Regions from separate parts of the Mus musculus genome. Here region 2 is linked to region 1. A link is a loop called in an ENCODE intact Hi-C map of the cell type or tissue named here. Cell type or tissue: heart. All regions are shown on one strand.

Region 1 (8,000 bases):
ACACATGAGTTTGTTGAGGAAAAGGAGTTTTGAATGTAAAAATTCTACAAGAAGAACATAATTCAGTGTCCCTTCTTGGAGGTGAAGGTAGGAGTACAGCTCTCTACAATTGTGATAAACAGAGTAGAACACTTGTTTTGTTTTGAGCTTGAGTCCTATCTGTTTAAAAATAATGATTCCTCTGCCCTTCTTATGAGGTATGGGACATAAATGAGACAAAGACTTGCTTACAAACAGTAAAGAATGGTCGAAATCAGAAGAGTCACTAGGAGTAGGAGCTATCCCACTCTGTTGAAGGCAGTTGATCATTTGGATCATTGTTATCTTCCTGTAATCATCCAGGAGCTTTGTTACAATCCAGATACTCATTATAATGACACTCAGCTACCGCTGTGTGCCTCAGTCCTCTGTAAGAAAGCTTCACTTCCATGCCAAATGTCCAGGTAACTGTGATGATCAGTTTGCATGCTCAGATAGCTGTTGAGCCACCCTTATGGCCTTTTGCATTTGTTCATGAGAACATGTGCATTGTTTATTCCATAGCCACACTAAGGACAATGGGCACTTGAGTCTTTACTCAATGATGGGACTAATTTTTTTAAAATCAAGTTTATAACTGGAATGTTGACTGTGATGGATCCAAGAGCAAAGCCCTCAATATTGAGGAATTTTATGCAGTTCAAGTTGCAATTAATCTTAAGAAATGAGCTTTTTGGATCTAAGAGAGAGCTATGCTATGGCTGAGTGTTAAGGTTCTTATCATTAACCAGGCAGTAAGAGCTGAAATGAGCAAGCCAAGATGGAACGCATCTTGTCTTTGCTTCAGCTGCAACTTGAATATCAGGTAGTTACAAATATAATATTTATTTTATGCTCCTTTATTCTTTTGCAACATAAGGTGATTTTTAGTCCAGAAACAATGTCTTCTGTTCCTCTTGTAAGTATAAGTTAGCAAATTATATTAAGAATTGGTAAGGGAGATTCCCAGAAGTGGTTCCAGGAAAGGGACCTCTGTTCTATCTTTTCGGATTAAGTACCTTCCTCCTTCTGTTCTTCCTGACTTCTCCCCTAGAAATGGTGAGTGTAGAGCCCTCTGCCCTTGCCTGACCACACCTCAGATCACAGAGTGACCTAGAAGATAGAATGTAATATAGCATAAAGATAGAGGAAGCATCGTTCTACGGTACTGCTGTAGAATCCTCGGCTCCTTTCCTCTGGCCGTCATCACAGGAAAATGAAGCGGATGCATTAGCCACTGTTTTCTCCAGTTTCTACTCACAGCACATGAATGCAGACTTTAACTGCTACAAATACCTTCCACCCCGTGAGTACCGCCCTTGTTTCTTTGCAGCTAGATCCTGGAAATACTGTCTGCTGGTCCGTGCTGATTCACAAGCCCCTACAAGAGTGAAGTTGGACTCAGCTTCTGCTAATGAGCAGCAGAATTGCTGGTGAATACAGTGCTGGGATTATAAGGTGCTGGCAGCCATACCAGAATAATAAGGTCAGATGGAAAAGCATCCAGTGAATACCTTCAGTGAATATCCTGTCCTGCGATAGTGGCCTCTGAGCACTGCAGCCCAGACACACGGCTCAATTGGTGGAACTGCAGCCCCTCTTTACTTTCTTTGGCAAAAGGATGAGGGGCTTCATTATTGGTTCAGTTTTTGCTCTATGTAGCTATTCAGTAGAAGCCCACGTTCATTCCAGTTTATAACTAAAGCGCTTATTCATTGGAGTTTACACCAGCGGTTTCATCTGTAATATCAAAATGGTGGCTGCAATCTGCTTTGCTCATCTCAAGTCCCTTTGGTTGATTCCTGTGATGAAAGAGGTTCAAAAGACATGAACCACGTTCTTGGCTCACGCTGCCTGTGTTCTTCATCAGTGTAGTATATGGAACTGTGTAACCTTTTGATAAAAATTTAAGACTAAATTACAGGAGATGTTTCAGAAATAATCGCATCATCACTACCTTGCTGTGTCTTCAGTGTCATTCAGAGATATTTTGTACATTTTGTAAAGTGAAATAAATAGCATTAACTTGAGGCAGTGTGCCAAGGGAAGCTGAATAGAGATGTTGCTAATCTGCTTACGGGTAGGTCTGTGGGTGCAGCATTGGAAGGGTGAATCTGAACATGTTTACCAAGGTAGTTCCTGGTACCATTAGGTTGTCTTCATAAAGTAGGGTGGAGGGCAATTCTCGCCCTAATATCATTATTTCATGCCCTTTGCCAATGATTGGCATTGCCTTTCAGGAAAGAATGCACTAGTTGGTAAGATTCTAGGAGCACAAAACAGACTACTCATTTGAAGTTCATTGCTTATGTAGCTTTTGTATATGAGCAAATTTGTTGTCTGCTTTACTAATTTCTCTCTTCATACCAGAAATAAGGACAGCTCACATGGGCACTTAAGATGCAACACATAAATTTTGGGAAATAAACAAATGTAGTCACAGTTTTTTTTTTGCTTGTTTTATTTTTTTTTTGTTATAAAAGTTTTGTGTGTTTTAAAGAATAGATGAAATACCATCTATATAGAAAACATTCTAAAGAGATTTCTTTCTTTACCTAGCAGATGAAAAGGCACATAACTAATGCAAAGGAAGGAGGGGGTGGAGGAGGAAGAGGGGTGAAAAGCAGGAGAGCAGGAGGAGAGCGAAGAGAAGTAGCAGGAGACTAACAATTTTAAGAATTCTTCGAAGGAATAATTAAGGTGGCTATGTTGCCTATTGGTCTTAATAGTGGAGAGTTAGGTAGGCTAACCCTAAAGGCACATATTTCTCGTATAATCCTGCTTATCTCACAAATCTTAATGATCACTCACAAAGGAGACTGACTAGGTAGGTGGGTAAGGCTGCCAGCTAAAAAAGGGAGGAAGCAAATATCTACTGTCTAGTGACCTGAAAGCAATTCTTCAAGTCTATTCTAGTAGAAGGAATTTCTTTCTCTTGGAGTAACTTGCAATTAAAAAGCAAAGGGCATGGCCGCGAGAATCGGAACTATAGAGAGAAAATATGCCCTTTCTTATGACACTTCTCAGCACACACAGACTGCAAGTTTGCTCATGTTTTGATAAGACTTTAAATAGAGATGTTTGCATTAAAACTTTTTAAAAAATCCTTTTAGCTTTCAGAAATTCAGTTTGTGGGTGGAAAGGGCATGTTTAAGGCAAGAGAATGTGAGTGAGCTGTGGCTGTGGCTGTGGCTGTGGCTGTGGCTCAGTGGTTGAACACTTTCCTGACTCGGGGTTATAACCCCAGCACCAGAAAAAAGGAATCAACTAAACTAGCACAAATCAAAGATCCCACAGGCTTTAGCTCTGATATGATACTATACCCTAATTATCTAGGCCAACACTTATAGAAATAGATGATGAATAAGTAATTTTATTTTTTGGTAGTCATATTAAAAACATGGGGGAAAAAACTACAGGTGAAATTGATTTAATTATTTTTAAATTTAATCCAATTATTACAAATATCTTCTAAGTATGTAATAGGTATAAAAAAAGCTAATTTGCACCCTTCACAGCACAATCCTCCCCTTAAACTCTTTGCTTTTGTATCCATCGATCCAGCATTATTTAAGCACAGCCACAAGTAGCTTGTGGTTACTAGATTACAGGGGAGGTGGAGATGACATCGGTTATACCTCATTGCACACCTTCCTAGTAAACAGATGCCTCAAGAGAGGATTTTTCATTATGATCATTGTCTGAAGAGTAGAGCTTGTAGGCGTAGACTGTTTAAATAGGAGGTGAAATGTCTCTTTAGACAGGCCATGGATTCCAAATTTTCTGGAAGTTACTGGTTTCCAAGCAGGTAGATGCAAGGCATCTAGTTTTTTACCTGTAGAGGGAGCTCTCTCCCCTCTGCTCTCTCTTTAATTTCAATCCCAACCTTGGTTCTTAGAACCCTGCAGTTCTGAGTTCTTTCACCTGGCTTGGTGGAGAGTTTGTGTTTGGCTCCAAACCAGCAGTACTTTCACAATCTGCACACGTTAAAGGCAGCTAAAATGCTAGGACACCAGCCGGGTGGCGGCTTGAATCTGTGATTCCCAGGCAGTCCAGGGAAATGATAAACAAAAGTCTTTTGTGCAATATTAATAAGCTTTAAGCACTCCCCAGTGAGCCTCTTGTCATCCAAGTAAGTCATGTGTATCAAAAGCCCTTATACGTGGAAGTTTGTTTTCATATCTGGCCCACGATGAATGGGAGCCCCCTTTGCCATGTTGTAAAACAAACATTTGTTTATTTTCTGAGCAGAGCTGGCAGTACGACTCAGAAACTGGAGCTGAATGGAGAGCCCCTTTCCAAGGAGGCGCCTTTGAAAACCCTCTGCCGCAGCTTTCCAACTGTCAACTGATCCTGAACTGGGTTTACATTAAGACAATAACAGTGTTTCCTAAATAAATAAGTTAGAGACACCCGTGGGCCTTAATCAAACCCATAAATGGCTTGTAGGGTGGGCCAAAAGGTTTTTTTTTTTTTTTTTTTTTTTTTGCTGTGCAGAGAAATAACGTCTAGTTCATCTTACCATGTATGGGAAGCTTGTGTTTTTGAGACAGAAGGGTTTCTTTATGGTAATTATACTGTTTTTTTTTTTTTTTTTTTTTTTTTTAAACCAACAACAAAAACAAAAACCGCCTGATAGAGCTTTCTCTGGACCTCTGGGACAAAAGAATGTGACACTTTTCTTGGGTGAATGCCACGGTGCCAAGCAGGCATTTTCTAAAGAAGAGAGGTGTGGTCACCCTCCCAGTCGATAATGTAACCCCCTCCTGGCACGTAAAGAAAATAAATGAAAGCTGTAAGATGAACCATCTGCTACTGCGATCTGGCTTCTTTCTTCGTTGACTTGGGGCTTCCGGGAATTCCTTTCACTCCAACAAGTTTCAAGCACAATGGCCTTAGAGGCAGAGGGTGGAAACCAGGAAGCACCACTGAGCGCCGGGAGCTTGGGTTTCTGCGGGTTTTCCCGGAAGGCGGGAATTTCAGCCTCTTACTGGAAGCTGCGTTTCTCCCGTAAAAGACACATTCTAGGGAAAGACTGAAAGCTGAAGAGCTGAAACAACAGTTGCATGTAAATGAAAACAAAAAATTAAATACTACTGCGCATCGTAGGAAGTCTGTAGAGATTCTTTCATACAGGTATCCTCAGCTGTACGGAATCATCATTTGCAACTTTCAGAAACAAAAGCTTGACTATAATATATGTATAATATGACTTTGGTTATAGCACATGCATAATTTTATAACTTACTTTTGGAAGGCTTGGATTTTTTTCATGTGCATTTCCTCAGACTACCATCTAATATTTATAATAATCATTTTTCATTATTATAACTATGTATAATATACAACTAATATTATTACAATGTTATAATAACATAACCAATATTATAACATTGTTTCCACGGATGTACAACTTTCCAAGTAGATGTACTATAATTCACATGTCTGCCTTTTTCTTTCAGGCAACATGGGATGCTTATGATTGCTTTCACAGCACAATTTCTTTCTTGGAGAAATATTAATTGGGATAACCACAAAGTTATTAATACTTAGGGATTTTTAACACACAATATCATATGGTTTCCCAGAAGGACTTGAAAACAAACTGCTTTTCTAACTGCAACCACTCACTACAGTGTAGTCTTCTTAGCTTTCACTTCCTCTTTGCCCTTTCTGTCTGTCTAGAACAATCCCACCACTCACATGTCCTTCTTTAAACACCTTCACATAAGCATTTCATCTATGTGTAAAAGTGGTTCTCGGATACTGTCTCTCTGAGACCTTAGGAGAGTATGCCAAATTCAACCTATTTTTATTATTACAGACAAGAGTGTTTCATTTTGTAGCACATTGCTAATTGCTATGGTTTTGTCTTGTATAAGATGTACTTACTTGTGGGCTAATGCGTAATTTATATTCATTTCTGAACCTTGCAATCATTTGTGCTAATGTGGTAGACACACTTTGAGAAATCTGCCCAGGCCAACAGATTACCGAAACCTATGAATTAACCCCTGTGCTTGGTCATGCGACTCCCTCACTCCTGCCACATCCAACGGGACTGAGATTGAGCGGTGTGTTGGAGGAGTGAGAAGATGACAGGAGAAAGAGAAGGCAGGACCTCCACATAGAAAGCAAAATGGAGATGGGAGAAAAATTGCTTCCTTCATTTCTGAGGATTTTCTAGTTCTTGCTTCCAGTGATTAAGTCTGTCTGGTTACATGTTCTCAAGTGTCACTCTCTCATAGCTTTACACATGCTGGGAGATGCTGAAATGCTGATGCTTCAGAAACTAGACAGATCTGTCTGTGTCAATGGAGTGACACGCCCCTGACCCCATCATTCCTTTTCTCTCTTGGTCTCTGTCTCTCTCTCATCTCTCTCTGTCTCTCTCTGTCTCTCTCTATCTCTGTCTCTCTGTCTCTCTCTCTCTCTGTGTGTGTGTGGGGGGGCGTGATGAAGTGGGGGTGGGAATGGAGTATCTCTCTGTGACTGATTATACAATAAGGAGTATTAGGCAAAGCTATCAAATCATTTAAAATGAGCCTCTCTATTTCCCTGTTTGCTGTCTACTGGAGTTTATCTGTGGATTGACATATTTCCTAGCATATGACCTCAGGCAGTCACTCTTCTTCTTCTTCTTTTTTTTTTTTTCTTACTTGCCAGGGTTTGTCCATTCATTTAATTAAACTGTGTCAACTGCCCAGAAAATGTCTGGACCCAAGCTGGACATGATGATCACAGCTCAGAGCAGACACACTGCTGCTCAATAAATTCTTGATCTGATGTCATAGGCAGTTTGCACAGCCAGTGTGGGCCAGTGAACCAAGTGGCCAGCAGGCTAAATATAAAATGCTCGACTTTAGGCAATGTGCGGTATCATCAGTGGGATGAAGGATATGCCTATGAGGCATTTCCTATGCAATGTGGCTTCTACAGAAATGACCAAATACAGCCAAGTACTGTCCTCAAGAAGAACATGATTGGTTGGCATGTGTAGTTTTAGCTACCCCTTCCTAAGCTCCGGGAAAGGGCTGCACGTTACTAGTTCCCACCCAGCTTCCCTTGACTCCACAGAGATAAAAGACACAGACACACATGTTGTTCATTTTCAACCTCTCTTGGCACAATTGCAGGGCATTATTAAACTTGTGCAGCTAGTGTGCCCTTATTAATACTCTTAGCTCTGCACCTCCCACCTGCCCTAAACTTTAGTTGCTCAGTTACATCTAGTCCCAGCTAAATACCCCTGACCACCAGCCTGTAGGAGGATCCTGTGAGACCACTCCATTTCGAGCTCTCACATGACTGGTCAACTTTTCTACGTCAGAAGCATGGTGAACTCTCCCCTTCCCTCCTTGAATCCATCTGCTTGCCTTCAGGGACCTGGAAGTCCTGCCTATCCCTTCCACCCAGCAATTAGACCATGGCTTCCTTACTGACAGATCAAGAACCAATTGGGGAATAGGACAGTAGCATCAGAACTACTCCCACAGGCATGGTATCCCATATTATCACCAAAGACAAGCTTGGACTGTGTCTTGAAGAATGAGAAAGGCTACAGGAATGGGCCTGTGGATGCTGGAGAGAGATGGGACTAAGATAACCATAACAACCATGTCAGATAGCTTTGGGGTGGGGCAGAGGGAGTTTAAAGACATGAGAAATGGGTTTTGAATAGAGATGTGGTAGTCTTGACTGTCTTGAGAATTCTGGACTTGAGCTGAAAGCAATGAGGTGACAGCATTTGACTATTTTGTACTTTTCTATAGTCACTCGTTGACTCCATCCTTAAAGGTCCCAAGCATGAGCATTCTTCTCTTTTTCCCTCCTTGTTCAGATGAAGTTCTTCTTCCACCTCTTTAAGATTCTAACCTAGTCTTTTCCAGCTTTGCACCCTGGAAAACCGAGTCTGAGCTTTGGATTAAATGTGTTGTTAAAAGGGGTCCAAGACCTTCATGTAGAATGATTTCTTATGTAGA
Region 2 (8,000 bases), 490 kb after region 1:
TGGCTCAGGGGGTAAGAGCACCCGACTGCTCTTCCAAAGGTCCCAAGTTCAAATCCCAGCAACCACATGGTGGCTCACAACCACCTGTAACAGAGATCTGATGCCCTCTTCTGGTGCGTCTGAAGACAGCTACAGTGTACTTACATATAATAAATAAATAAATCTTTAAAAAAAAAAAAAAAAAAAAAAAAAAAAAGAATGTCCGGCAGAATAGCTAGGTGGTGGTGGCGCTCACCTTTAATCCCAGCACTCGGGAGGCAGAGGCAGGCAGATTTCTGAGTTCCAGGACAGCCTGGTCTACAAAGTGAGTTCCAGGACAGCCAGGGCTACACAGAGAAACCCTGTCTCAAAAATACAAAAAGAATGTCGAGCAGAAGACACTGACTGTATAATCCTAGCACTGCTGTCTTTACGTGAGCTGCTCTTTCCAGCCCATTTAGTTATGGAGCCAACAGGACACTCAACTTTGTATCACTCATGTCAGGCTAGTCAGCCCAAACATGCTTAACTGTGCTTTGATGTAGTTAATAAAGACATATTGTTTTTTTGTTTTGTTTTGTTTTGTTTTTGTTTTTGGTTTTGGTTTTTTGAAACAGGGTTTCTCTGTGTAGTCCTGGAACTCACTCTGTAGACCAGGCTGGCCTCGAACTCAGAAATTCGCCTGCCTCTGCCTCCCAAGTGCTGGGATTAAAGGTGTGCGCCACCACGCCCGGCTCAAGACATATTGTTAGCACACAGTAATAATATAGCATATATGTACTTCAGCCATAAAGAGTAAATACAATGAATCCTACGGCATGACAACATGGGAAGCAGAGATACCAGCTACAAAGCTGTACTGACTACTGATTATATGTCTAGATTTCTATAGCCGGAGACAAGTTGTACCTATCTTCTCTTTTTGGATATGTTGATTCCTCATAATCACATTTTGAACCAGTGAGATCTGTGGGTCATTACTACAGGCCAATAATACACTATCCTAGGGCATATTAAGGGAAAATACAACAATTTCCTCAAAGACAACAGTAAACAAAACTTAGATATTCTTTGAATTTAAGTGTTGTTAATTAAGAAAAAGAGGGCTGGCAAAATGGCTCAGCATGCTATCAAGTCTTGTGACCTGAGCTCATTCCCTAGGACAACCATAAGCCAAAGAAGAGAACTGACTCTGGCAAGGTGACCTCTCCCACACACATGCTGTGGGCGTGGGCAGGCAAGCACATACATACATAAGTACATACAATGTATACTTAAAGATACATATACACACATACTTTTTAAAACGTAAAAAAAAATAAGTAAGAAAAAGACAGAAAAGAAACTCAGGACTAATAAAAGGAATCAGTTACTGGACTCTTTTGTGATAAATGATTGAAACTTCTTCACTCAAGGGGCACAAAAACTAAAGAAAAAAAAAACCTAAAATAAGTAAATCACCATTAGCATTAAGATTTTATGCACCTTAATCCTAATAATCCACTGAAGAAAGCAAAGCTGGTAATAATTCTACTTTATGGTTGAGTGGATTGGGTTAGGAACATTTAACGGACTCCCTAGGTGTCACAGCACAAGAGGCTTCATAAGGGCTACATCTAAATCCAGCGACCTCCCTGATTTTACAGTGTTCCTGGATGATTTTCTAAGTCGTTAAGAATACTAAGAAAAGAAACTGCAAGAGGGAAACTTTTTACTACGGACAATGAAGAAGCACGGTAGAGATATGCACAGTAAAGCCCTTGTGTCTGGCTCAGAGTGAAACGCTTCAGCAAAGCCTCTGCCATGTTTTGGTCAATCAGTAAAGGCTGAGAAACTGTTTTGAGTCTGCTGAAACCTGGAAGAAATGTCTCGCTAGTGAGTCTGCTCATTGTGAGCTTGCTGGCAGCTACACCAACCTTGGTCCTAAGACACTCCTGGCACATCTTGAGTTCTTACTTTTGATTATGGCTGGCTGTGGCCAAAAGGGATGGAGATCTGAGTGGGCTGTCTGCCACAGGCAGCTGGAACCTTTCCCAGCCCCAATTAACCTTGCATAATGTTTGAATAAAGTAACTGGAGTGAGCTAGCTGGGTGTCAGTCTTTCCCAAGAAAGCTGAACCCCTCTGCTCTTTCGAAAATGAAGATTTAGCACCTTGGTGAGCTTCTCTCTCTACTGTGGCACTTATGACTGACACTAATCAATAAAGCACAAACAATAAAAACTTCAGTACACCATAGCAACTAACTACATTATTTAAGGAATAAATAACCTAGAGATGACTTAAACAATTGGGAAGGAATGGAGGCTAGCTTTGTGGCAGAGCACAGGCCCAGTAAAAGTGAGTCCCCAAGTTTGAGTTTCAGCATTATCACATGAATGAAAGAATAAATGAAGAAAAGGAGAGACAGCCACACACAGGGTACCATACAAAACCACACCACTTTATGCAAAGAACTTCACAATCAGGAGATTTGGTTATCCAAAGGGGTCATGAAACCATCTCCCATGGATTATGATATATGACCATATTGCACATTCTACAGTTTGTTCCTTTTTTCAAGGCATGCAGTCAGAAAAGCCAAATGTAACCTTGGTTGCTCTATAAACATGTTACTTTACATATGAAAGAACCACGCAAGTACACCACATACAATCTTTGCTGTTTGATAAACTATGAGATTTGCCATACTTACCTGAGGAGCAATACGGTTAACAATATGTGAAATCTCATCACTGTATGCACTGGAAATCTGCTTTTTTCTTCCTTTACCTAAAGAAACAAGACATTTCTATGAATTTTAGACCAAGAATTCTAAAATCAGTTGTCACTTTTTAGGAAACAATTGTAATCAGTACAACTTAATGACTCCACCCTAGAATCAGACAGAAAAATCACACATGAGGTTCTAAAAAACAAAACAAAAAACCCAAAACCGTTGTATTATGATGTTACCAGACTAAAATTTTACCGACAATAATTCTTCAAGCACCTACCCACATAAAAATAACAACAGATTACCTAACTGCTTTGTCATTGGAGAATTTTGATCCCAGAAGATATCAGTTTGTCCATCTGGATCATTTGGAGAACTGAAGGTACAGGATAATAAATCCATTTTCACGATTTGTACTGGCGTCTCCTTTCCTGCATAAGATGACAATCATTGCTTCTAAGTGTTACGTTACTTCATAAAAGCTAAAGTCAAACAATTAATTTTCATGTCCAATACAAAGCTTGTCTCCTAAAGACAGTTACTTTAACCACAATAGAAATGTTTCAATGAAAATAATATCTTAATACTTCATAAGTTTAGCACTGTAGTTAGGAAGTGTTCTTTGAAAATTCCATAGGCCCAGGAATGATACCATCTGATCACTGAATTACTATCACCAGGCTTTAGGTACCTCCATGACGTCAGCAGATGTACAGGAAATGCATCCAAACAGAAAGCCAAGCTAAACTCTCACAAGGCCCCTCCTGTAAACTCGACCCAATTTTTTTTTTACTCCATACACCCCAAAACCAATAGTGATTTGTTTCTAGGGAAGCTCTGTCTAGAATCACTTGAAGGTTTACAATGTTATTTTTCTTTCCCAGCCTCGTTTTATTCATAGCAGAAACAAGCAAGGTAACAGACATTGTATTTTACGGACACACCCTAGGATAGAGGTTATGAGTTTGGTCCTTATTGGGATAGATATCTCTTAACTCCAAGTTTACAGAAATGAACGCGCCATCGGTTTGCTGGGCTAACCGGATGTTACACCTAGCAAGTTCCGGGAGCACACTACGGTTTCTGAGGTGGCCCTTTTTGCAAAACAAAACAGCGAGGAAAACAACAACAACCAGCGTAGGTGCCCAGTTTCCGGAACACAGTCCACGGCACAGGCCCCGCCCACAACCAGACGTTCAGAAAAGGCCCGGTTTACCGGACTCGGCTCTGCAGCCCCAGGCCTCCCGCCCGGTCTGCACCGCCAGGCTCCGCTCCCCGCCCTCTCCTCACCCCGGGGACTGCGCCCGCCGTCAGCCGCTGCCTGCCGCTGCGCCCGCCGCGCAGACCGCGTTCCCGCCCGGCGGAGCTGGGAGCTGCAGGCCGCCCTGGACTCCCGCAGCCACGGCTCTGCCGCCGGGCGGCAGTTCTTAGCAGCCGCCCTGTGCGGCGTGCTCCTCCGGGCAGGGCTGTCCGCATGCTTCCTTCGCCGACTCATTCCCGTGCCACCGTCCTTCAGCTGCATTCACATTTTGCTACAGCGGAGCAGGGCAACTGCTCGACAGAGAGCCCGCGCGCCACCGTGCAGCGCCATCTTTGCAAGTCGGGCGCGCAAAATACGCTGCTTCTAATTGGCTGCCTCCGTCTAGGGGCGGGTTACTACGCATGGTGCGGATTGGCTGCGTCAGTGTGAGGGGCGGGGTTAGAAGGCTGCGGCCAGGGCTGAGGAAACAGGAGTTTTCTGAGGTCTACCATCAGACTCGTCCAACTTAGCAGGAACTGCAGGACCCTTTTCTGGATCTGTGACAGGAACTTGGTATGTGAGACAGTAAAGAGTTCATATACAATGACAGATTCTTATTGAATTTAAAATTTAATTGATTATTTCTAAGATTCAAATGATGGTGTGTTATTCGATAATATGAGAAAATAAAGACTATAGTTTAGGAGGTAATAAACGCAATAGTTCATAGATGTTCTGTTATGTGCGTAGCTCCAAAATGTAGGAAAACGTATTAATTTAATAAACTAACAGTCGCTGGAAACTGTACATGCAAAACAGAGCTGTCATCTTAGTAGGAATAAAATAGTGTTTATTTTGAATCAAGTAATAATTTCCATGGCCAGGGAGCATTGATTCAGGTTGGCCTAAAAACATGTTTCAATATAAAAGCAATCGCACAGACTTTAACAGTCACAGAACAAAAAACAAAGCATTTGCCAGGCGCTTTGTTGGGGACAACAGGTAGTAGGTGGGTTACAGCAAAGCAGGAGATGATTCGTCCATAGGCTTTAGGTAAGGATATAATTTATGAGACCCATCCTTTCGTTGATGGAAGTTAGTGATCTGGTAACAGTGCATTCCAAAGTTTTTACCTGCTAGCCTTCAGGATGCCAATCCTGACAGCTGGGTCCTTAATGGCTACTTAGGGCACTAAAGATAGCCATAAAGATTATTTGGTTTTATATCTGTAACACTCCAGTTTCCTTATCATGAAGTGTGTCTGTCTTTTTGTTTTTCAGACAGTGTCTTATGTGTGCCCTGCCTCCTTATTTAATGCAGTCTCGCTGTGAACTCCTGGTCTTCCTGTCTCAAGCTTGTCAGTGCTAGGACCACAGGTCTAGGTCCTGAACAGAATCATCAGCGTAGTTGTGCCTTCTTCCATGCCCCAAATAAAGTGAAACTCGGAGGTTAATTGTGCTTTAATAGATTAGTAATAAACCAAATTCTAAGTTTTTAAAGAATATGATTTGCGATAAATAGTAAAACAAAAGAGTGCCAACTCTACAGAGAGAACTATAAAACACCTTAGAAATAAATTGAAGGCCAAAATAAAAAGGGCTATGCTGTGTTTGTGGTCTGTGTCACTCACTACTGTTAAAGAGTCAATTCTTCCCAAACTGGTGTATAGTCAGTGCTGATGCCCTTAGTCTCAGAGCGGGAGGCACATGCCTGTGCAAAGGGAGGATACCTTTACTCTAAGACATGGAATGAAAAAGGAAAAAGAGACAAGAAATTTCTTGATCTCTTGAAGCATAATGAAGCTGAATCTCACCCAAATGTCAGGAGAGTGGTTAAGACTTACAACAATGTTCTAGCGGTGAAGGGACAGACAAATAAATGGATGGGACAGATAAAGTGCTTAGGTGGAAGCACTGACTTACACCTAAGTACAGGCTTTGTATAATACAAATAAAAGCCATTTAAATAATGAGGAAGGACTATGGGAGATAAACAGTATAGCCAGATGGAATGGTAGCTCATATGTGCAATCCTCCCAGCATGCAGAGGGCAGAAGCAGGAGGATTGAGAGTTTGAGGCCACCTGGGTTATATTGAGTGATCTTATCTCAGAAAATACAAATGATAACTGAAAAAGTACATTTATATGTGTATTATATATATGGATTATATATAATTTACATCGATATGAATCACACATGGAAAAAAATGAGGTGACTTTGTCTCAATCCATATCCCTAAATCAAATCAAATTGGTTCTATTTTTAATTGTAAAATAGTTTTTATTTTATAAAATTATGTATACTGTCATCATGACAGAAAAAATATATTTATGCCAATAAAGACACAAGAGGCAGAAACTGAGGTAAAACCTGCTAACTAAGCGATGTAATTTTATTTTCTTAACTATTTACAAAACATCTATGTACAAGCCTGATTCTACAACTAAACTGCTAGCTCTTTAGAAATACTGTTCTATCTGTATCATTCTATGAAGCTAATCTACCTTTCTCTTGATGTCTTCCAAACCCAAGAGGGCTTCTTACCTCTCTTTTCTAGAATACTGTTTTATCTGTGTCCTGCCAGCTGCTTCTCTCCTGATCCTGCAAGCCCAAAGAGAAAATCCTTACTACCAGGAGCTTCTTCCACAAGGCTCCTCCAAGCCTAAAGAGAGTTAGATCTCAAAGGTCTGATTGCTTACCACGGACGTCTCTAGCTTCTCCTCTACACCCTTGGCAGGGTAAACCACATCGGTATCACTGTGGGTGCTCCAAACCAAGTCACTGGGTTGCCAAATCATTTCACCTTGCCTGGTGGGGCAGCTCAAGGCTATCCAGCTGACTTTACCTGGGGCCATACAGCAAAGACCACAATAACTCTCCTCAGCAAAAGGCATTAAAATAGGCAGGAACTTTCCATTCCTTGGCATTCTTTTCTACAGAGGCCCACCCAAGCTGCAACTCTTCAGGACACATAACTGAATCGGACATTATTTAAGTTTATATATTTTGCTAACCATTAAGTTTTTCTATGTACAGTAATCAAATATCCCGTAACACTGACACATTAATTTGATAACTTATAACTTCTTTCCATCAAAATGCACCATTTTGCTCCTTAGGGTTTCTATTGCTGTGATATGACCAAAAGCAGCTTGGGAAGAGTTTGTCTCATCTTGTTCTTCAACATCACAGTCTGTCAAAGGAAGTGAAGGCAAGAACTTGGAGGTAGGAGCTGTATGCTGCTTCCTGGCTTTCTACTCATGGGTTGCTCAGCTGCTTTTAGATACAACACAGGACCATCTATCTGCCCATGGGAGGCATCACCCATGATGATCTGGGCCATCCCACATTAATCAGTAATCAAAACAATGCCCCCCCCAAACTCATTCACAGGCAGTCTGATGAAGTCATTTTCATAATTAAGATTCTTTTTTATGTCAACTTGACAAAACTGAAACAACGCACATTTAAAGAAAATGAAAGTCAGGACACAGCTGATAATTATAAGATGTGCCGGTTAACACTGATTATCAACTTGGCAGGATCTAAAATCACCAAAGGGACAGACCTCCGGGCATTTCTGTGAGAATTATCTAGATTAGGTTAGCATCCGGACACATCTGTGAGGGATTAGGTTGATGTGGATAACACCATTACAAGAGCTGAGGCTGTGGACTGCATTAAAAAGAGAAGGTATGCTGAACACAAGCATTGTCCTCAGCTACCTCAAGTTTCTACTGTCTGAATTCCAAGCCATGGCAGATGTATCCTAGAACTGTGAGCCAAAATGTTCGCATCCCTTTAAATTTCTCTTTGTCAGGGATTCTGTTGCAACAACCAACCAACCAACCAACCAAACAAACAAACAAACAAAAAAAAACAAACCAAAAAACCATCTATAACTTAGAGCCCTGTTATGATTTAGATATAAAATGTCTCCAAAAGAGCACTTAGTCCTGATATGAGTTCTTGTTATATGTTCTTTGTTCATCTCTAGAACAAAATATCTTGCATAAGAATCTTAAGGGAAGGATAATTTATTTTAGCTCACAGTTTCTGGCTAGA

The links. A loop is a pair of places that touch in the nucleus more often than their neighbours do. Peaks named below come from ENCODE experiments on the same cell type or tissue, not always from the same donor. Only the 100,000 strongest peaks of a DNase experiment are listed, where the experiment ranks them.
Region 2: it touches region 1 in a loop (2.4-fold over the local background); 2 of 42 quality-filtered maps call a loop at or near these places.

The regions. Positions count from the first base shown.
Region 1 is chr11:17,456,239-17,464,238 of GRCm38, forward strand. No RefSeq gene overlaps it. Among named protein-coding and RNA genes, the nearest start is that of Gm31268, 140 kb to the left of the region's middle. In heart, a CTCF peak has its summit at 3,853 (motif pointing right); no DNase peak of the experiment used is centred here; H3K4me3 peaks cover 524 bases; H3K27ac peaks cover 964 bases.
Region 2 is chr11:17,949,579-17,957,578 of GRCm38, forward strand. It overlaps Etaa1 (Ewing tumor-associated antigen 1), which reads right to left and starts at 4,297. Exons shown (of 6, transcript NM_026576.4): 1 at 3,985-4,297; 2 at 3,000-3,125; 3 at 2,674-2,750. The coding sequence starts at 4,216. It overlaps Etaa1os (Ewing tumor-associated antigen 1, opposite strand), which reads left to right and starts at 4,392. Exons shown (of 3, transcript NR_131915.1): 1 at 4,392-4,507; 2 at 7,055-7,160. In heart, a CTCF peak has its summit at 4,282; a DNase peak (open chromatin) is centred at 4,353; H3K4me3 peaks cover 1,976 bases; H3K27ac peaks cover 1,294 bases.